Regions from separate parts of the Homo sapiens genome. Here all the other regions are linked to region 1. A link is a contact called in ENCODE Hi-C or POLR2A ChIA-PET data. All regions are on one chromosome and are shown on one strand. The core of a region is the stretch at or near the end of the contact, and the rest is flanking DNA. Distances in the headings are between cores, read along the strand shown.

Region 1 (3,403 bases), core at 823-3,322:
CTCCTTAAGAGAATCTAACGCCCGATGATCTAAGGTTTCATCCTGAACCACCCCCCCAACTCTCCTCACCCCCACTGTCACTGGAAAAACTGTCTTCCACAAAACAGGTACCTGGTATCAAAAAGGCTGGGGACCGCTAAGCTAAAGTTTTTCTTTAAAAAAAAAAAAAAGAAAAGAAAAATTCTGTATCCAACTCAAGAATCAAATTCGGGGCAAAGGCCCAAACATCTGCACTTTTAACAAGACGGTGTCTGCCATTCTCTTCTTACCCCCTCAACCGAGTAAGGATCACTGCCCATCCTGTGTACCCGGGTTCCACTAACTTTATCTCCTGAGGAATGCCTCAGGAATGCTACAAGAATTGGCCTACATGAAAAAATATTTCAGTGCTACTTTACTATGGTAATATTTAAACAATCTATGCAATAAAAATCATCTTGAGCACAACATGCTAGAAAAAGTTTCTCTTGATGAACTGGTATGCCCATTTTATTAGATCGAAACTATAGACCAAGTTAACCCTAGTCCTTATTTCTGGAGTTTTATGTTTACTTCTACTGCTGTAAATACTCTCAAATCCTTTTTGGAAGCAGTCAAAATATAAATCCACAGTATTCAAAATCTTACCCTCCTTTTCCTTGCATTCATCTTTTGTTTCGATTCTTTGACAAAGGCATTATAGGATGGGACCTCTCCGGCGTCAATAGCTTGCTGAATGATATTCCTTATCCTGGGTTCCTCTGTGTACTGCACGCAAAGCACAGACTCCATGATCTGATCCATGTCACCCTTGAAGTCCAGATAGGCCTGCTTAATATCAGCCAGCTCTTCTTCCGAACCTTTGTATGTCTTTTCAAAAGCTTGAATGTCCTCTAAAGATATCTGATGATAAAGGAGATTTGCTTTAACTTTGGGAATTTTACTTTAAATAAAACGTACGTTAGTAAAACTAGAGTTGGGTGTTGAATTGCTGCAATACAACAGTTGCTTGAGTTGAAATTATTGAACCAGATTTTCTATGCCTAAGCTTCTCCGGAGTCCTCCTTTTTAAATCCAATCTTCATTAACTGCTAACTAGGGACCAGGGAAGGGAAATTTAAGTGAAATTTCCAAGAGTGAGAGGTGATCCGGAATCAGGACTTACATTTGGATATGTAAAATAAAGCGCATCCGGCAAAAAAAATAAATCGGCCCTTTTCAGTGCAACAATCACATTAACAGGAAATTTAAAGCCCGTTTCAGTAAGCGTGCGTGTATCTGTATTTCAAGGCCAAACTCAAAATTCCTAATTCCTACAAAATTAACACAAAATACAAGATCTTAGAGGCAGTCAATAAAGGTTTGTTGATTGAATGATGGTAACAGTCACAAAGAAACCTCCAGAGTCCTTTACCTTTTTAAAGAGTAGCCGCCAATACGCCTCCCAGTCTCGGTCTTGGGTGAGCACAGGAGAGTCCTCGTCCACTGTTCCCTGCTCATCGTACACTGCTCTCTGTTCTCTGTCACTGAGAACGGAATAGACTTTTCCCAGGATCTGAGGGCAAAGAGTATCCGTAAATCACCCCTGCTCCTCCCACCGAAACGGCGGCGCGAGAAATAAAGATCAGAAGGCGCCAAGCGGAGCTCAGCGCGCTCCCCCGGGGCGGGGCCCGGTAGCCAAAAGGCTAGGGGGAGGCCCGCGCAGCCGGTCGGCTTCGGGGCGGGACCCTGCATACCTGGAAGCGGCGGGTGGCGTCCTCCTTGTCGCCCTCACCCACCCGGTCCGGGTGTACCTGCAGGGACACCTTGTGGTAGCCTCGTCGGACCTCGCCGTCGGAGGCCTCGCGTCGCACGCCCAGCACCCGGTAAAGGTCGGCGGTGCCGAACACTTCCTCGCAAAGGTCCAGCAGCCCCATGCCGGGCGGAGATACGACCCCGGAGGAAGCAGCCGCTCCCAGCTGCGCCGGGTACAACCCAGGACTGCTTCTTTTTCGCGCCCAAAAAGCCCAGGGCGCCTGCGTCACAAGCACTGAAGGGGCGTGGCCACGCCGCGCATCCGCGCTTTACGGCGGCCGCAAAATGAGGTGTGGCGAGTCAGGCGCGGGCCCGGGTAAGTAACGCCGGCATGTGGAGTCACAGTCCCCGGCCGCGCGCAGGAGCTAGGTCTTCAGGGAAGTGATGTTGCTCGGGTCTCTCCTCCCCTTGCTCTGGAAATCTGGCGTCCGTCTTACCTTTTAGTGTCCAAGAACAACTTTTTCAAAAAGTTCATATATTAGCTTGAATTTACAAACTGCTGGCCTATTTTTTTAAGTAGAAAACGGCCAAACATCAGCATTCAGCAGTTACACATGGTTCAACTTAACAGATGTGTTTTTTCAAAAATGTTCTTGAAAGGAATAGGTAAAGCTGTAGACCCAAATAATTTTGCACCCCACTGGTTGGAAATGCTGGGGTACTTTCCCTCTAGCCCTGTAGGAAAAAACCCTATACTGAAACCCAAAAAGCACAAAACACGGGTCTTCCAAAAACTCTTACCTAATAGGACTTTCACCTTACACATTGGTGGAGAGAGATAACATGACCCAAGCCTCCGTCTTAATAACATAAACTGCTGAAGCAAAGGCTCTTTCTTTTAATACTCTGTGAAGTTCACAGCTGGGTTTGAACATGTTGGATCCCAGGTGGCAGCAGAGTGGGCTGGAGCAATCATCCAAGAGATGGTGAGAAACTTGGGCCTGGAGACCCAAAGCAAGGTTGAGGCTGGGGATAAAACTTTGTTAGTAGGGTAAACTCACAGAGGAAGTATGTGTATACATATCTTAAAGGATAAACAATGCTAAGTGAATACCCGAGTTGGCAGAAAATACCTTATCAAATATCCCCTCACTGATGTAGCATTTTTCAGAATCATTCTGCTCTGCCAATAAGTTTCTGCAAAGCCTCAAACTCTCCAGGATACATTAATATCTTTTAAACTTCCCAGAGTTGCCGTGATTTTCAAAGCATTTCTCTTTCCCAGATCCAAGATCAAACTCAGCTGAAGTCAGTTCCTCTCAACCTGCCCTGGCATCAAAGTCTCAAAGCAAGTGGGGGCCAACCAGCAACAACCCCAGGGGAGCTTTGACAACCACAGAATTTGAGATGGCTGGTAATCGTTCTCAGAACATAAAACACAAAGTAAGTCGGCACATTGATAGAACCTCCTCTATAAATTTCCTATATCTTAGTCACACACCAGAGTTAAGCCATCTGTCTTTGCTCATTTTTCCCTCTATGGACAACATAATATGTTGGGAAGGGCTTTCCAGGAGGGCATAACCGGGAGATGAATCTTACATCACTGGGCAAGTTTCCACCTCTAGGCCTCAGCTTCCCTATCTGTAAAACGGAGATAATCCTACCTGCCTTCATAATACCTTACAAT
Region 2 (3,110 bases), core at 437-2,936, 1.0 Mb before region 1:
CAAAATGCTGAGATTACAGGTGTGAGCCACCGTGCTCAGCCTCCAGCTGTTATTTTTATTGACAAAGTTATGAAAATATTTGAGTGGGAAAGTGATTTGCACAGGCTCCATCAAGTTGACAAAACCAAGATCGGAACACAGGTCTTTTGGGGCCCCCAGCCTTCAGCAGACTTCCCCAGGAGTAGCAGTATTGCCTGCTTTTGGAAACCTCTTCTCCAAGAAGGGAATCCCTGAGCTTGGGCCAGTCTAGGAAGCACCCAGTTGAATCTACAGGCCTAGGACACATGAAAACCCTTTTACCAACCAACATCTGGAAAGGGACTCTGCAATGCCAGGGTAGAAGGAGCCTTATTCATGGAGCTTCATAGAGGCACTGGGTCTTATTTTCTTTGAGACGGAGTTTCACTCTTCTTGCCCAGGCTGGAGGGCAGTGGTGTGATCTCGGCTCACTGCAACCTCCGCCTCCCGGGTTCAAGCGATTTTCCTGCCTCAGCCTCCCGAGTAGCTGGGATTACGGGCATGCACCACCATGCCCAGCTAATTTTTGCATTTTTTTAGTAGAGATGGGGTTTCTCTATGTTGGTCAGGCTGGTCTCAAACTCCCGACATCAGGTCCTCCGTCTGCCTCAGCCTCCCAAAGTGCTGGGATTACAGGCATGAGCCACCCCCTCCGGCTTGGGTCTTATTTTCAATGGCCAGGCCTCTCATTAACGTGGCAGGAATGCAGCCTGTGCGGAGCTCCCAACAGTGCAGTTTGCCAGAAGTTGGCTGGGATTGTGCTGGGTTTCTCAAGGTTCCCCTCCTTGTTCACTCTCTTCAGACCCACCTTTGCCTGCAGCTGGCAAGCAGCTGATAGATCTCTATTTTGCTGTTGTGAGAATTCACCAAAAAGGCACTTCTAAAAGCCTCATGCAACTAGCAGGAGAAACATAGGTTTAGAGCCTTGCTCCTGCAGCTTCAAAAACAAGGAGGCAAAAATTGAGATTGAATATAGCACAGAGTGTGGGTGACACCAAACCACGGACTGAGTTGATAGGCTGCAGGGAAGGAAGTGAAAAGTTCACCTTGTCCTTCCGTCTAACAGAGGACTGCTGGTTTTGCAGAGGTTTGCTTTTTTTTTTTTTTCCATTCAATAAAAATAGCTCGGTGGGACAACATATTATAGCATTCGTGGAAATAAAAACTAGGAACCACATCATAGGATGTTCTGCTCCAAACTTGGCGCTGATCCCCCAGGCAGCTCCAAGTTCCCTCTGATTCAGGCAGCAGCGACGGAGGCCCTCCCCTGTCCCAGGTGGGACCCGGCCTTCAGAGAGGAAGGGAGGTGGTGGTATGAGGCATCAGCTGTTTCCTTTGCCTGTGGGCCAAGATCCTTGCCATGGCAGAAATACAACTTTGTCCCCAGTGTCTGCCTTCTGCACTGTAAAAAGCAAGTTTCCATCACAAAGGGTTGCGATTCAGGAAACCAGGGTTAGAGGCAAACGGGTCTTATTTGAAAATGGTAAAACCTGGCCAGGCCTTGGACTTCCTGCATTGGTTGCTCTCCTGGGACCTGGGACCAGCCCAGCAGGGTGGGGTGGGGCAGCAATGCAGGTTACAGGATGTGAAAGTGGGGACTGAGGTTAGGAAAAAGAATAAAAGGCTGTGACCAGAACACACCCAGCAGAGGCCATGTGCAGTTCTCTTCTTCAGGGTTTCCTGTGGGTACACTGAGAACATTGTGTTCTGGCTGAGAACTTATCCGGCGGAGCCTGCTGCATACGTGGCCCCTGGGTCCTAGTGCTGCCTCTTACCTAGCCTCAGGCCTGGCTCCCCTGCCTGCACCTGCGTGCAGCCCACTGTATGACCCAGGGAGGCTGTCTCCATTGTGTCCTCCTGCTGGGTGAGGCCCCCGGCCACCAGACTCCGAGCACTTAAGATTCTGACCCATCCCGCATTTCCAAAGCATCTTCAGCGTGCCGGGTGCCATCACACAGTCGCGTTTCATATCCCTCATAACAAAACATCCTTCAGATGACAAAACTGAGGTTCAGGGAAACTGAGAGGAACAACCAACATCAGTATTTATTTTTATTTATTTATTTTAGAAAGGGGGGTTTCACTTCCACCCAGGTTGGAATGCAGTGGTGCGTTCATAGCTCACTGCAGCTTCCAACTCCGGGCCTCAAGTGAACCTCAGCCTCCTGAGCAGCTGGGACTACAGGCACGCACCACCACCCCTGGCTCATTTTTGTATTTTTTGTAGAGACAGGGTCTCATTATGTTGCCCAGGCTGGTCTCGAACTCCTGGGCTCAAGCAACCCTCCCGCCTCGGCTACCCAAAATGTTGGGATTAAGACATAAGCCACTATGTGCCTGGCCTATGCCAGTATTTATTTATTTATTTATTTATTTATTTATTTATTTATTTATTTATTTATTTATTTTTGAAATGGAGTTTTGCTCTTGTTGCCCAGGCTGGAGTGCAGTGGCATGATCTCGGCTCACCGCAACCTCTGCCTCCCGGGTTTAAGCAGTTCTCCTGCTTTAGCCTCCCGAGTAGCTGGGATTATAGGCACCCACCACCACACCGGGCTAATTTTTGTATTTTTAGTAGAGACAGGGTTTCACCATGTTGGCCAGGCTGATCTTGAACACCTGACCTCAGGTGATCCACCTGCCTCAGCCTCCCAAAGTGCTGAGATGACAGGCGTGAGCCACCATGCCTGGCTGCCACTATTTATTAAAGGTTCTTGGATGCAGGTCTCATGTCACTTCGGGATAACTGATTTTGAGGCATTATTTCAAACTCTTGCAATGAATGTGAGCATTTTCTCTCAAAGTTTCTCTCCAGGTGATTTTGAGAATAGATGCTTTCTCTTTTTTATTTTTTGTTTGCTTGAGACAGGGTCTCATTCTGTCGCCCAGGCTGGAGTGTGCAGTGGCGTGATCTTGGCTCATTGCAGCTTCAACCTCCCTGGATCAATTGATCCTCCTGCCTCATCCTCCTGAGTAGCTGGGACTACAGGTTTGCACCACCAAGCCCCGCTAATTTTTTTTTTTTTTTTTTTTTTGAGACGGAGTCTCTTTCTGTCGCCCAGGCTGGAGTGCAGTGGTGCAATCTCGGCTCA
Region 3 (3,301 bases), core at 24-2,523, 680 kb before region 1:
TCCCGGGTTCAAGCAATTCTCCTGACTCAGCCTCCTGAGTAGCTGGGACTACAGGTGCATGCCACCATGCCAGGCTAGTTTTTGTATTTTTAGTAGAGACAGGGTTTCATCACATTGGCCAGGTTGGTCTTGAACTTCTGACCTCAGGTGATCCACCCACCTCCGCCTCCCAGAGTGCTGGGATTATAGGCATGAGCCACCATGCGGGGCCTAATTACATAAAATCTTGATAGTCATTTGAAGTTTGTGCTGTCCTCAAAGTTACTTGGTCTTCTAGAAGTTATGTTTCCAAAGAGATTTTATTCTGTCTCTACAACCCGATATCAGAAATACCACAAAGACTCAACTTAACATATATGATAACATTTAGCATCAGGAAGATCCAGAAAAAAAGAATCACCTTAGGCAGTTGAACTGAAAGAACTAAGAAAAAATATGCTAATCATGGTTATTGGTCCTAGATCCTTTTAACTACCTCCTTTAACCTCACATTCCAAGAGTACTTTTGGCTTAGAACATGATAGAAAATAGCAAAGAAGTGATAACTTGAAAGTGAAGATGAACCATCTGAAACATATGATTAAAAAGATTGAACTGCATTATTCTACTTTAAGATATACTTCTGATCAACTTATAAGACTATGTTTCATACTTTTCTGTCTCTGAATCCAGAACGTTTCTTCTTTTTCTCTTCTGGGTGAGGGGCAAGATCTGCAGTCTTTTTCTCATGGTTACAAACATCCCCTTCATCTTTATTCTTCCCTTTATCACCGATGTCACTTTTTAGGTTGTCTACACATGGTGGAGATTCTGCATGGGCCCTGGATATGCAAAAAAGAAATCTAGATTAATCTTGAACGTCCATCATACTAGACAAATAAGCAAACAGATACAGCTTAGCAGAGCAACAGCAATGAAATTTGTCAAATATTCTACATGAAGAAGTTCCTCAAAAAATATAAAATAGAACTTCCACATGATCTCTGGTTATATATCCCAAAGAAATGAAAGGGTCTCAAATAAATATTTGCACATCCATGTTCACAGCAGCACTATGCACAATAGCTGAAAGGTGGAAACAACTCAAAAGTCCATTGGCAGATGAATAAACAAAATGTGGTATATACAGATAATGGAATATTTTTCAGCTTTAAAAGGAAAGGAAATCCTGTCACAAGCTACAACGTGGATGAATCTTGAGGGCGTTATGCTAAGTGAAATAAACCAGTCACAAAACCACAAATATTGTATGACTTCACTTACATGAGTTACCTGGAATATTTAGATTTACAGAAACAGAAAGTAGAATGGGGGTTACCAGGGGCTGAGGGAAGGGGAAGCAAGGAAGTTGCTCTTGAATAAGTAGAGTTTCAGTTTTGCAAGATGAAAACGTTCTGGAGATCTGTTTCACAATGATGTGAATACCCTTTAAACTACTGAACTGCATATTTTAAAATGGTGAAGACATGTGACAGAAGCCCTCATCCACACGTCTTCCCATTGAAACCAGAGACGATGAGCCCTTCCAGTACAAAAACTAAATGTACTAGACTTCCAGCCATAGAGCGCCTCCTTGTTCTTCATCTCACTCCAACTCTTCCCATTCTCATTCTCCCCTTGTCCCAACTGTAACTGAAAGGGTGGAATATCAAGGTCTTTAGAAAAAAATGGTTAAGATGTAAGTTTTATGTTATGCACCTTTCACTACAATAAAAAGGAACATAAATAAAGAAGAAATAGGGGACCAAAATAATATAAGTATTTCTTTTTTAAAAAATAATATAAGTATTTCTGGTAGTTGAAGCCATTGCTGCAATGATATAATACTAAAATTAATTAAATATTACAGAACTGATGAAATACAAAAAGAAGACTTTTGCTTACAGCCATAATGGAGCAAACGATAATAGATCTGACTTCCTACCAGGGCAAAAATACAGAAAATTGAACAAAATATATCAAATGACTGCTTTCAGACACTGCACAGTATGCAACTCTCTAAGAAAATGGTGGCCTGGCCAGGCGTGGTGACTCACACCTGTAATCCCAGCACTTCGGGAGGCCGAGGTGGGTGGATCACTTGAGGTCAGGAGTTCGAGACCTGCCTAGCCAACATGGCAAAAAACCATCTCTACTAAAAATACAAAAGTTAGCCGGGTGTGGTGGTGCTTGCCTGGTCCCAGCTACTTGAGAAGCTGAGGCAGGAGAATGTCTTGAACCCAGGAGGCAGAGGTTGCAGTGAGCCGAGATTGTACCAATGTACTCCAGCCTGGGTGACAGAGTGAGACTCCATCTCAAAAAGAAAAAAAAAAAAAAAAAAAGAAAAGAAAAATGGAGGCCTATAATTGCCCAGAATTTCTGTCTGGAAACATTTTCTAGACCACAAAGAGGATCCCAAGCCAAATACAGTGATCTTGCTAAACTAAAGTGACAGAGATCAAAGTTTGGAAAACCTGAGGTGCCTGGAATTGGTGAGGCAGAGGACTCAAAAGGAAAAAGTCACACAGAGAAAGAGCTCCAAAAATGTACACAGAACACTCTCGAGTATTGAGTCAACACTCAGCAGTGCATTCTTAGGATGAAACTACACAAAGTAGTTGCCAAGGAGCCACAGGCCAGTCAATTTCCAGAGCTCACAAGCAGGAAACAATCAAGCTCTACCAAGTCAGACTAGAGGAACCTCACTGAACACCCAAGGCATTTAGTAACATCCCAGAAAGATCATGCTATATTAATAGGGCTAAGATAGCTCTAGAGGCTGGGCATGGTGGCTCATGCCTGTAATCCCAACACTTTAGGAGGCTGAGGTGGGCAAGTCACTTGACCCCAGGAGTTCAAGACCAGCTTGACCAACATGGTGAAACCCTATCTCTACTAAAAATACAAAAAAAAAAAAAAAATTACCCAAAGGATCATACATCATGCTGCTATAAAGACACACGCACACGTATGTTTATTGCGGCACTATTCACAATAGCAAAGACTTGGAACCAACCCAAATGTCCAACAATGATAGACTGGATTAAGAAAATGTGGCACATATACACCATGGAATACTATGCAGCCATAAAACATGATGAGTTCGTGTCTTTTGTAGGGACATGGATGAAGCTGGAAACCATCATTCTCAGCAAACTATCGCAAGGACAAAAAACCAAACACTGCATGTTCTCACTCACAGGTGGGAATTAAACAATGAGAACACATGGACACAGGAAGGGGAACATCACACGCCGGGGCCTGTTGTGGGGTGGGGGGAGGGGGGAGGGATAGCATTAGGAGATATACCTAATGTTAAATG
Region 4 (3,132 bases), core at 199-2,698, 750 kb after region 1:
TTGATGTGAGAATCTTTTGCTTGGAGGCATTACTGAAAGTGTTTACCTCAGAATGGGAAAGCTTGGGCAAAAGCGAATTTGAAGTAAGTAAGACGTTTGGAAGATGTCTTTTTTTTTTTTTTTTTTTTTTTGAGACAGAGTCTTGCTCTGTCGCCCAGGATGGAGTGTAGTGGCGCGATCTCCGCTCACTGCAAGCTCCGCCTCCCGGGTTCACGCCATTGTCCTGCCTCAGCCTCATGAGTAACTGGGACTACAGGCGCCCGCCACCACGCCTGGCTATTTTTTTTGTATTTTTAGTAGATACGGGGTTTCACCGTGTTAGACAGGATGGCCTAGATCTCCTGACCTCGTGATCCGCCCGCCTCAGCCTCCCAAAGTGCTGGGATTACAGGCGTGAGCCATCGCGCCCGGCCTGGAAGATGTCTTATACAAAGCGTGAGGGAACTGGATAATTTGGTCTTACCTATCAAAATATAAAATGCATATACTTTTGCGTTTTTCTCTTTCCTGGTAGGCATTTGCGCTAGATAAATACACAGATGCACAGCACAGGGGTAAGTACAATTCATGCAGAATTGTTTTTTAATAGTGAAAACCAGGACCCAACCCAAGTCCATGAGTAGGAAATTGGTTCTGTAAATAGTTTTATTTCATGCAATGGAATATCATGCAGTCATTAAGAAGAATGAGGTAGACCTCTACCAGCAGTGAAAGATAAGGGCATTTTAATCAAGGGCAATCATACCTAGTTCCAGGAAAATGTTTATTAATCTCATTTAGTTAGAAAATATATATGTAGAAGTGAATCTATAGACAAGTCTAGAAGGCTACACACCCAGCTGTTAAACAGAATGTCTTTGAGGAGGGCAGGGGGCGGAGTCTGCGTTTACGTGAATGGGACGCTGCTGTTTCTCAGTGCACCTCTGCTGTTTGAATCTTTTACTAAAAACCTTCCCATGCATTGCTGGGAGGGAATGGAAGGAGTATTTTGAGGGTTTCGTGTGAAGGGAAAAGTTGAGGAGGGGACGTGGGAGACCCCTTGGTCTCATCAAACTCTAGCGCCGCTTGAGGTGAGGAGACCCCGCCCCGCTGAGGTGATTCTGCAGAGGGGCGGAGCCCCCCAGATCCGAGGCGGGAGGCGGCCCGGGGGCGGGACCAGCCGGCTCCAGCGGCCCGCTCCGCTCCCACCATGCCCTTATAAGGAGCGCCCGGCGTTAGGGCTCGGGAATCCGGTAGCAATCCCGGCGGCTCAGCCCCAATCCCAGGCCCCTCCCTTAGGAATGGGGGAGGGGCGGGGTTTGGCGGCGCGGTGGCTGGGGCGGAGCATCTCGAAAAGGGACCAGTAGGAGTGGCGGCCCAGGTCTGAGCTGCGCTGCCATTGGGCGCGGCGACGAGAGGGGGCGGGGAGCCCGTGAGGCTGGTTACGCCGAGGGAAGCCCCGACTCCGTAGTCGCTGCACAGTCTGTCTCTTCGCCGGTTCCCGGCCCCGTGGATCCTACTTCTCTGTCGCCCGCGGTTCGCCGCCCCGCTCGCCGCCGCGATGCCAGTGTTTCATACGCGCACGATCGAGAGCATCCTGGAGCCGGTGGCACAGCAGATCTCCCACCTGGTGATAATGCACGAGGAGGGCGAGGTGGACGGCAAAGCCATTCCTGACCTCACCGCGCCCGTGGCCGCCGTGCAGGCGGCCGTCAGCAACCTCGTCCGGGTGAGCGCGCAGGGCCTGGCGCGGGAGCGGGCGCGGGAGGTATCCCCGGGGCCCCGGCCCGCGTCGCGGCTGCCTGTGGCCGGCTCGCTGGCCGTGGCTTTCCGCGTGGGTTCCGGAGCCAGGCGCCGAGGGTTCGAATGGCCTCTTCTCCGCCCTGTGACCTTGAGCGAGTCCTGAGCCTCTCCGGGCCTCAGTGTCCTCATCTATAAAATGGGAGCAGTCATGAAAAAGGCTGCCTTGCGGGCTTGTCGTGAAGATATGGCGAGGTATTATTCGTGGAGTGCCTCGCGCGGCGTGTGGCCCACAGCAGACACCCAATAAATGAGAGTTGCTGGGATGTCCGAGGGTCCCTGCCCCGCGCAGGCTTCGCCCCCACGTTGACTTCCTCGCTCTCAGCGCCTTTTAGGCCTCCTCGATCTGGCTGTGCGGGGGAGGGAGAGCGGGCCTTCCCACGGATCCCTTGCCTTCTCTTCTAGGGATCCTTATTTGAGCCACGTTGTCCTCCTTTCTAATACTTCTGCCCCTCACCCTGAGACCCGCCTCGCCCACCCCCGCTCCCCAGAGCTCCCTGTATTCCGCCCTTTTATTCACTTGCCTCACTCTCTGTCGCCTCCTCCTCCCTCCTGGGCATTTTACTTATGCTCACTCCTCTGGCACTCTCACACCTTTATGCAGTCATTCGTGACCACAAGCCCGGTTTTTCCTTCCGCTCAGCCCTGCTGCCCTTCCTTTCATTCCCTCCTGTGGACATTTTCACCTGGCGTTACCTGCTGTCAAACGGCCTCCTCCCACTGGGGCCTTTCTAGACTCGGGGGCCCTCCTTGGCCCCTCCTCCTGGCAGGAAGCAAGATGGAGCTGTTGGGAGAGGCCTGTGGAATCTGGGATCTGCCGCCCCTGCCGGAGAGAAGGCTGGGGCATCCGCTCCCCATCCACAACTTTCCTGGTGGCTCTGCAGACCCCTGTAACCCACAGCTGTGACTCATAACCGAGGTGATTCCTGGAGGAGGTGGAGCCCACGTCTGAAATGGGAAAAAAGAGGTGCTGAGACCAGTCTCCCAAGACTCCCCTGGCTAATGTCACACTTTTCTTTCCCACCCTGGGTGGGTGACTCAGACTGGTCCTGCTTGTGAGGAACAATTTTGGAAAAAGTTCATACTGCTCCCCCACTGAGCTGTGTAAATAGTGTGTGTCAGGGCAGTTGGGCGGCAACTGTGGGTCTGTCTGGGTGGGGCTTGGGTTACTTTTCTGATTTGAGCACTTTAGTGCACTTAGAGGCTCTTTAGCAGCTGAAAGTCTTCCTCAGTCTTCAGGGGTCCCTGGACTGTCTCAAGCAATTTAGGAGACTGGTAGCTAGGAAGACAGGGTGACACCACCGACCAAATTCCTGATCTTTCTTCTCTATAGCTTTAGTAAGAATCTATTCA
Region 5 (3,200 bases), core at 184-2,683, 900 kb after region 1:
TTCTCCTGCCTCAGCCTACCAAGTAGCTGGGACTACAGGCGTGTGCCACCACACCTGGCTAATTTTTGTATTTTTAGTAGAGACAGGGTTTCACTATGTTGGCCAGGTTGGTCTCGAACTCCTGACTTTGTGATCCGCCCGCTTCAGCCTGCCAAAGTGCTGAGATTACAGGCGTGAGCCACCGCGCCTGGCCAAGATTCGTAAATTAAGATAATTCTTCATTAACCTCATTCACTTCACTTCTCCTATAGTGTCAATTGAAAGTGTCCCTCTGTCTTTCCCAAATTAATCCTTTCACTTGTAACTTGATCCCATTCCTTTCCTTCTCTTCTGGGAGACAAGACTTTTTCTTGAATCTTCAAATAGTTGCTTGCTTCCTGCCCCCAAATAGATATCTTGTATTCTTTAAAACAAACCCCAAACTTTCCCCCACCTTGCCACTCTCAATAATCTTGCTTCATGCCCCAAATGATGAAGGATTGGTCTACACTTGCAGTCTTTCCTCAGTTACTATTAAAGCATCTCTCTCAAACAGCTCAATGACTTTCTAATTATAAAATCCAACGACCTATTCTGATTTCAGCTTCCTCCTCTGACCATTGCAGCATTTTATGTCATTGATAACTTTCTCCTAAACAAAAATACTTCTTACCCTTTTATATGAAACTTCATCTGTTTTGGGTCTCACCTTGAAAGTCTTTCGGGCTTAATTCTCATAATTTTTTTTAAAGTCTTTCTACAATCTCCATGTAAACCACTGTTTCAAATTCGATAAAACTCAAACTCCATAAAATACCTCCTCCTGTCACTGGCACCATCTTCTTAATCACACATAAGGCTGTAAGTTTCAGGTTCAAACAAATCTACCAAATACAAACAGCCACATCGCCCGTCACTCTTCCACACTCACTGCCACCTGCTCAGCTTAGAACCCCGTTACCTCTCTCCTGAAGAACTGCAACACCCTTCTCACTGCATTCCTCACCCCAGGCTCTTCCAGGCACCACCCGCTAACAGGACGTCTGCTCAGGTCCGTTTGGGGTTTTGTCCTCCAAAGCAGAAACCTGGGACTGAGATTCCTGCCGTCTGTACTCCAGCTCACTATAGAGGGGGAACCCAGTAAGCTTGACCTCCGGGGCTCAGGCGCCTGAGAACACTGGGCTGCAGGTGGACCGCTCCCTTCTGGCCTTGCTGGCGAGAAAGCCCGGAAGGCCGGGAGTGGGGGGGAAGCGAGGCCCGGGCCAACAGCACCAAAGACGCTCCTAGAGCCCAGATCGGAGTCGGGGGCCCCAGCTATTCAGCCTACTCCCGGGTTTTGGAGCTGTCCCCAGTCCACAGATTTCCCGCCCCTCACACTCACCCCAACACCTGTGCCAGTCAGTGATTCGGCGCCGGATCCTCTCCTACCGAAGCTGGAGAAGCCGAGAAGGCCGCGAGGACCCGCAGCTGGAGTGCCCAGGAAATTGCCTGATTAACAGCTTCAAAGACACCGACTCTGTCTACCGTATTAGAAATTTTAAATATGCAGGAAGACCGTAAATGAGAGGAAAGACGTCTCTTGAGGCTTAGTATCTAAATCTTCTACATAATCCAGGGCCTAGAAAAATGGTGGGTTTCTCTCCATCTAGATTCAGGCGGTCATCTGCTGCCTAACGCAGTCTGGGGTCCCTCATGGTAGGGGAGGCGGGGTCAGGAATGGGCGGGGCATTCGCTGTTGGTGCCGACGGATAGAGCCAATGATTGTGGATGACAGCGGCACAGAATGGGCGGAGTCTGGAGGGGCGGGATTTGGAGAAGAGAAAGCGGTGATGCGAAGAGGGGGCGGGACCAGAGAGTGGATGGCAGAGGTGGGCTGTAGAGCCAAAGTGGGGTGGGAGCGCGAAGATGGCAGCTGCTGAGGAGGAGCCGAAGCCCAAAAAGCTGAAGGTGGAGGCGCCGCAAGCGCTGAGGTGAGCGCTGCCGGACTTGGGGAGGAGGGTGACGGCGCTGCAAGCAAGCCAGGGCCCACGTGGGGTTGCACGGCCCCGACGCTGGGTGGTGTCTCTCACTGCCAGCTTGGGGCCAACACGCAGGACCTCCCCCAGCTGCCCGCTTGGCCGCGACCCCTTGCCAGACGTTCTCTCCGTTTGGCTGAGTCCCCGCCTGTCTGGTGCAGCTCCGGCTCCAGCAGCCCTTCGCCAGTCGTGGCCCGCAGGGGGACCGAGCTGGCTGACCGCGCCACCTGCGAGCAAGCCCAGGCTGGGCTGGTGCGACCCCGGAGGGTCGGACCGGAGCAGCGTCTGTAGGCGGCCGCCTTCTCTTCCCGGGGGATGGCGGGAAAGAGGCTCGGCAACTGCTGTACACTGGGGCAAAGTCAGAATTCTTGGGGATTTTTCAGAGTGTTGCGGAAGGGCACGTTGACCTTCCTTTTCGTGCACATTCTGAAAGCCCGTACCTTTGAGGACCCTCTACCAGGGACCCAGACCCCTCCGATGCTTTGCAGGGGCAGCATTTGGATGAATGGATAGGAAAGGTTGATTTCTCTTTTTTATTTACACTTTTTGGCAGCAACGGGGACAGTGCTGCCCCTAACACCTGCCTCACATGTGATTGATGTTGCAACTTTTACTTATGAAGAGTCATTTGTTAAAATATCCCTTCCTAATAAGTATAAAGTGAAGCAGGCAGTCTTTGATGATTTGGAAATGTTCGCTGAAAGGCAGCGATTTTTTTTTCCATCTTAAAATAGACATATCAAACTGATTTAAAACTATTAGGACACTCCTGATTAAACAGGACATATCCCATTTCTTCCAGTATCACTCTTCTTCACCTCCAAAGGAAGGAATCACTCACAATTGAAAAGAAAAGGACACTTAGGGGCCTGGTGGTGTGTTCATGCTGCTTTGAATGGAGGGTGAACAAATCCTTGCCAGTTCCTTTAATGTATTCCTACTACCCTCAAAGGGTTAGTGTGCCTACCTTATACCAAGAACATAAACTTTAAAATAAAAACCCTCAGGATATTCTATTTTTATTTTAAATATTCCAACTATATGCAGAATAAAAAGCAACGGCTTTTGAATCAGACCTACCTGAGTTCAAGGCATGTGCTTTCCCTACTCTGCCCTTTATTAGAGTATTTCCTTATAAGGCACCTCCTTCGCCAAACTGGAAGACAGATGCAACTTTTCCCTACCATCCTACTGAACATATAACCC
Region 6 (3,431 bases), core at 10-2,509, 620 kb before region 1:
GAGGCAAAAGCCACCTTCCTACAGACAAGTGGCAATGGGTTCTAAAGTTTTTAGGATAAGGCAATATTCAAAAAGCTCATTACCTGGTCCACACCAGAAACACAGTAGGTGGGTCATTCTGGCCAACACCTTTGTCTCAAGATACTGACGTTTATTATTTGTCATATGGTCCAATGAAACCTAAACTCTCCTACAGCTATCCACACCGAACTTGTTTCACCTCATGAAATGCAAACTCCTTTCTTATACTGCTCGATCACTTCCCTACGTGCCCCAAAGGGATGTTCTAATATAAACAAAGGCATATCAAAGAAGCCACCCAAACAAGTGAGATAGAAACATTTATTGATAAATAGGAAGAAAATGGGCGTTTCTAAGGTACCACAGGAAAAATAAAATATTTTACTCTAGTCCCTTAGCTATAAGATATTTATTCTACTTATATTTACTAATGGCCACCGTATTTTTTAAGACATGGAAAATTGGAAGGTAAAGAAACCATCAACCATAAGATTACAGAGAAGGCAACTTGAAGAACAGTTTGTTTTAAACTGTTCTCCCAACATTCACATAGAGTCAATAACATCTAGCTCTTTCTCAAAACAGCCTATGGCCGGCCAGAATGCGACGGTGAAAACAAAACAGGGAGAACGTAATGAAAACGGGAAGGCGCTGGAAAAGATAAAAACTGAACAGTCCGAGTAGCCTGCACTTTGTATTTCTCCTTTGAGTCCTCACTGATTTTCCACTTATTTCGATTCAGTGGTTAATATTTCTCCGTATTAGAAATCCATCTGTGAACTCCCGCACCCACTTCTAACCACATCCACAAATTCCAGGAGAGCCAGTCAAGGCTACCAGAGTGTCCCAGTCGCCTGTGAGGAGGGGGGCGTCGGCGCCAAGTTGCGAACCCGGCACTGGGAGAAGTTCTCCCGGGACGGGAGAAGGGACGGGTTGGGGTGAAGGAAAGTGGAGGACGGGAGGCAAGCAAGACTACGGACTCCTCTCCAAAAGCTGAGCGCATCAGGGAGAGACAGGTATCCCGCCAGACCCGAGAAGTAGCCGGATGCCCGGGGCGGACAAACGGCCAGCCACGAAGCCCAGTTCCCTAAGGCTGTCTCGCCAACCCCCTTCCCCTTCGCCTTCCCTAAATTGCTGTCTCCTTATACCCTCCAGAGTCCAAGACTCACGCGTCCAAACACGAGCTCCAGCAGCCTCTCGGTCAAAGCCGCCCACCTCTGACAGCCATAGAGATGAAACAGCGGAGACAAACCTCCACCCCCTCCGCCCACTCTCACGTGACTCTCCTAGCCGCTGGGCCTGTCGGGATCGTGGAGACAGGCGTGTGGGAGGGGCACAGAGGAAAAGGAACGGGGAGGGGCGGGGAAATCAACGCGCCACGCCCCAGCCTCGGGCCCCGCCCTAGCCCCGTCACTCCCCCTTACTCCCCTCAGCGTTTAGGCGGGAAAGCTGGAGAGCTCCCAGAAGCTCTCGGGCATTTCTTCTGGTTTTTTTCCCCTCCACAAGGGTCATAGGAATCTGTTGAGAAATTTACTGTGGCTTGTAACACCTCCTCGGTACCCGTTTTCGTGTTGGCTATGTTGGCTAAGCAAAAAGGAGTTCGTGAAAAGAAAACTGGACCACAGTGAGTTGGAAATTGTTTCTTTCCAACTCCGTTTAGGTTTTCTCAGAGATTAAATGTTCCTGTTTCATAACCTTGAGACTTTTTTGGATTTAGAAACCCTCACCACTTCCTCTGGTGGATGATTTTGTCAGGTGTTTTATTTGCAGACTAATATTATTGCAGAGTTTATAATCTCTAGAAGCCACTTAAAAACATGTTTTCCCTTGAAGAATGTGTTTTTTGTTTGTTTGTTTGTTTGTTTGTTTTGAGATAGAGTTTCACTCTTGATGCCCAGGCTGGAGTGCAGTGGAGCGATCTCGGCTCTCTGCAATCTCTGCCTCCTGGGTTCAAGCGATTCTCCTGCCTCAGCCTCCCAAGTAGCTGGGATTACAGGCATGCGCCACCACGCCCTACTAATTTGTATTTTTGGTAGAGACGGGGTTTTTCCATGTTGGTCAGGCTGGTCTGGAACGCCCGACCTCAGGTGATCCGCCCACCTCGGCCTCCCAAAGTGCGAGGATTACAGGCGTGAGCCACTGCGCCCGGCTGAAGAAGGTGTTTTTATCAGAAAAATGGGATGGCAAAGGATCCTCACCCCTGCTGTGGAAATAGGATGGAAATATGACTATAATACCAGAGAATTTTTTTGGGGGGGGGGCAGCGGGGTGTTGGTTGGTTGTTTGTTCGTTTGTTTTGAGACGGAGTCTCGCACTGTCGCCCAGGTTGGAGTGCAGTGATGCTCACTGCAACATCCTCCTCCCAGGTTCAAGTGATTCTTCTGCCTCAGCCTCCCGAGTAGCTGAGATTACAGGCACGCCCCACCACGCCCGGCTAATTTTTGTATTTTTAGTACAGACGGGGTTTCGCCATGTTGGGCAGGCTAGTCTCAAACTCCTGACCTCGGGCGATCCTCCCGTCTCGGCTTCCCAAAGTGCTGGGATTAACAAGTGCGAGCCACCTCGCTGGTCCCAGAGAACTTTCAAATAATTTTTTTTTCCCAAGAATTTACGTAGCAGAGCTGTGGAAAAGGCAACAACCATGGAAACAAAGCCAACAAAACCATCCCTGGGGTAAATTGTGAAGTAAGCAGAATCAACTCTGTTTTCTCCATTTCTTCTCAGACCCAACTAACCTAAGTACAATAGATGATTGTGTTCATGGCTCTGTGCTAGCGCTTTACATACAACCCAGTGCTTGTCTACAACCACTCTAGGATGGATACTGTTTTATTCATTTGCAGATAGGGAAGCAGGCTGACACCCCTAGGTAATGCAGTACATGCAGTAGCGGGACATAGACCTGACCTGAAGGCCTCTGAGGCTTCCACTCTTAAATGATGTAATTCAGGCCGGGCGCGGTGGCTCACGCCTGTAATCCCAGCACTTTGGGAGGCTGAGGCGGGCGGGTCAGGAGATCGAGACCATCCTGGCTAACACGGTGAAACCCTGTCTCTACTAAAAATACAAAAAATTAGCCAGGCGTGGTGGCGGGCGCCTGTAGTCCCAGCTACTCGGGAGGCTGAGACAGGAGAATGGCAGGAACCCGGGAGGCAGAGCTTGCAGTAAGCCAAGATCGTGCCACTGCACTCCAGCCTGGGCGACAAAGCGAGACTCCGTCTCAAAAAAAGAAAGAAAGATTTGCTGAAATTCAATTCTAATTTTAGGCAACATTTGTCTATATAAAACTAATCAGTCAAACTAACTGTTAAATAACATTTAAAAACATAAATCATTGTTTCTCAAACGTTTTGGTCTTAGGACCCCTATACACTTAAAAATTATTGAGGACTCAAAATAACTTTTATTTA

The links. Hi-C counts contacts between places; a loop is a spot of excess contacts on that map. ChIA-PET counts read pairs that join two places held with the same protein, here RNA polymerase II (POLR2A). Pooled maps may share reads with other maps.
Region 2: a pooled map shows a loop between it and region 1 (4-fold over the local background). The contact joins the enhancer-like site here to the promoter of DNAJC9-AS1 in region 1. A Hi-C loop is called at or near these places in 2 of 50 pooled maps. POLR2A ChIA-PET finds 5 or more read pairs at or near these places in 2 of 52 experiments (activated naive CD4-positive, alpha-beta T cell and naive thymus-derived CD4-positive, alpha-beta T cell).
Region 3: a pooled map shows a loop between it and region 1 (3-fold over the local background). The contact joins the enhancer-like site here to the promoter of DNAJC9-AS1 in region 1. A Hi-C loop is called at or near these places in 4 of 50 pooled maps.
Region 4: a pooled map shows a loop between it and region 1 (4-fold over the local background). The contact joins the promoter of VCL here to the promoter of DNAJC9-AS1 in region 1. A Hi-C loop is called at or near these places in 1 of 168 maps with a recorded cell type or tissue (B cell) and 5 of 50 pooled maps. POLR2A ChIA-PET finds 5 or more read pairs at or near these places in 5 of 52 experiments (K562, MCF 10A, PC-9 and 2 more).
Region 5: a loop to region 1 is called in a map of CD8-positive, alpha-beta T cell, with 10 times the contacts of the local background. The contact joins the promoter of AP3M1 here to the promoter of DNAJC9-AS1 in region 1. A Hi-C loop is called at or near these places in 1 of 168 maps with a recorded cell type or tissue (CD8-positive, alpha-beta T cell) and 7 of 50 pooled maps. POLR2A ChIA-PET finds 5 or more read pairs at or near these places in 1 of 52 experiments (GM12878).
Region 6: a loop to region 1 is called in a map of CD8-positive, alpha-beta T cell, with 5 times the contacts of the local background. The contact joins the promoter of MICU1 here to the promoter of DNAJC9-AS1 in region 1. A Hi-C loop is called at or near these places in 3 of 168 maps with a recorded cell type or tissue (CD4-positive, alpha-beta T cell, CD8-positive, alpha-beta T cell and naive thymus-derived CD4-positive, alpha-beta T cell), 2 of 37 single-sample maps with no recorded cell type and 12 of 50 pooled maps. POLR2A ChIA-PET finds 5 or more read pairs at or near these places in 1 of 52 experiments (activated CD4-positive, alpha-beta T cell).

Annotation. Positions count from the first base shown.
Region 1 is chr10:73,245,295-73,248,697 of GRCh38, forward strand. It overlaps DNAJC9-AS1 (DNAJC9 and MRPS16 antisense RNA 1), which reads left to right and starts at 2,073. Exons shown (of 4, transcript NR_038373.1): 1 at 2,073-2,089; 2 at 2,999-3,156. It overlaps DNAJC9 (DnaJ heat shock protein family (Hsp40) member C9), which reads right to left and starts at 1,961. Exons shown (of 5, transcript NM_015190.5): 1 at 1,716-1,961; 2 at 1,394-1,534; 3 at 628-882. The coding sequence starts at 1,895. RefSeq lists enhancers at 1,403-2,602, 1,868-2,207 and a silencer at 1,518-1,667.
Region 2 is chr10:72,247,270-72,250,379 of GRCh38, forward strand. No RefSeq gene overlaps it. Among named protein-coding and RNA genes, the nearest start is that of DDIT4-AS1, 25 kb to the right of the region's middle. RefSeq lists enhancers at 631-1,198, 1,199-1,767, 1,768-2,334, 1,803-1,902. Within about 2 kb of position 1,687, at least 35 of the 41 ENCODE cell types and tissues checked have a DNase peak (open chromatin) inside an H3K27ac peak, as active enhancers do.
Region 3 is chr10:72,562,243-72,565,543 of GRCh38, forward strand. MICU1 (mitochondrial calcium uptake 1) reads right to left here. Exons shown (of 12, transcript NM_001195518.2): 3 at 653-821. Among named protein-coding and RNA genes, the nearest start is that of MICU1, 62 kb to the right of the region's middle. Within about 2 kb of position 1,274, at least 3 of the 41 ENCODE cell types and tissues checked have a DNase peak (open chromatin) inside an H3K27ac peak, as active enhancers do.
Region 4 is chr10:73,996,668-73,999,799 of GRCh38, forward strand. It overlaps VCL (vinculin), which reads left to right and starts at 1,449. Exons shown (of 22, transcript NM_014000.3): 1 at 1,449-1,708. The coding sequence starts at 1,541. RefSeq lists silencers at 1,058-1,417, 1,748-1,797 and enhancers at 1,478-1,677, 1,750-2,401.
Region 5 is chr10:74,149,395-74,152,594 of GRCh38, forward strand. AP3M1 (adaptor related protein complex 3 subunit mu 1) reads right to left here and starts at 1,434. Exons shown (of 9, transcript NM_012095.6): 1 at 1,361-1,434. ADK (adenosine kinase) reads left to right here and starts at 1,827. Exons shown (of 11, transcript NM_006721.4): 1 at 1,827-1,949. The coding sequence starts at 1,885. RefSeq lists enhancers at 1,358-1,587, 1,998-2,177.
Region 6 is chr10:72,624,820-72,628,250 of GRCh38, forward strand. It overlaps MICU1 (mitochondrial calcium uptake 1), which reads right to left and starts at 1,260. Exons shown (of 12, transcript NM_001195518.2): 1 at 1,191-1,260. RefSeq lists enhancers at 1,027-1,564, 1,115-1,264.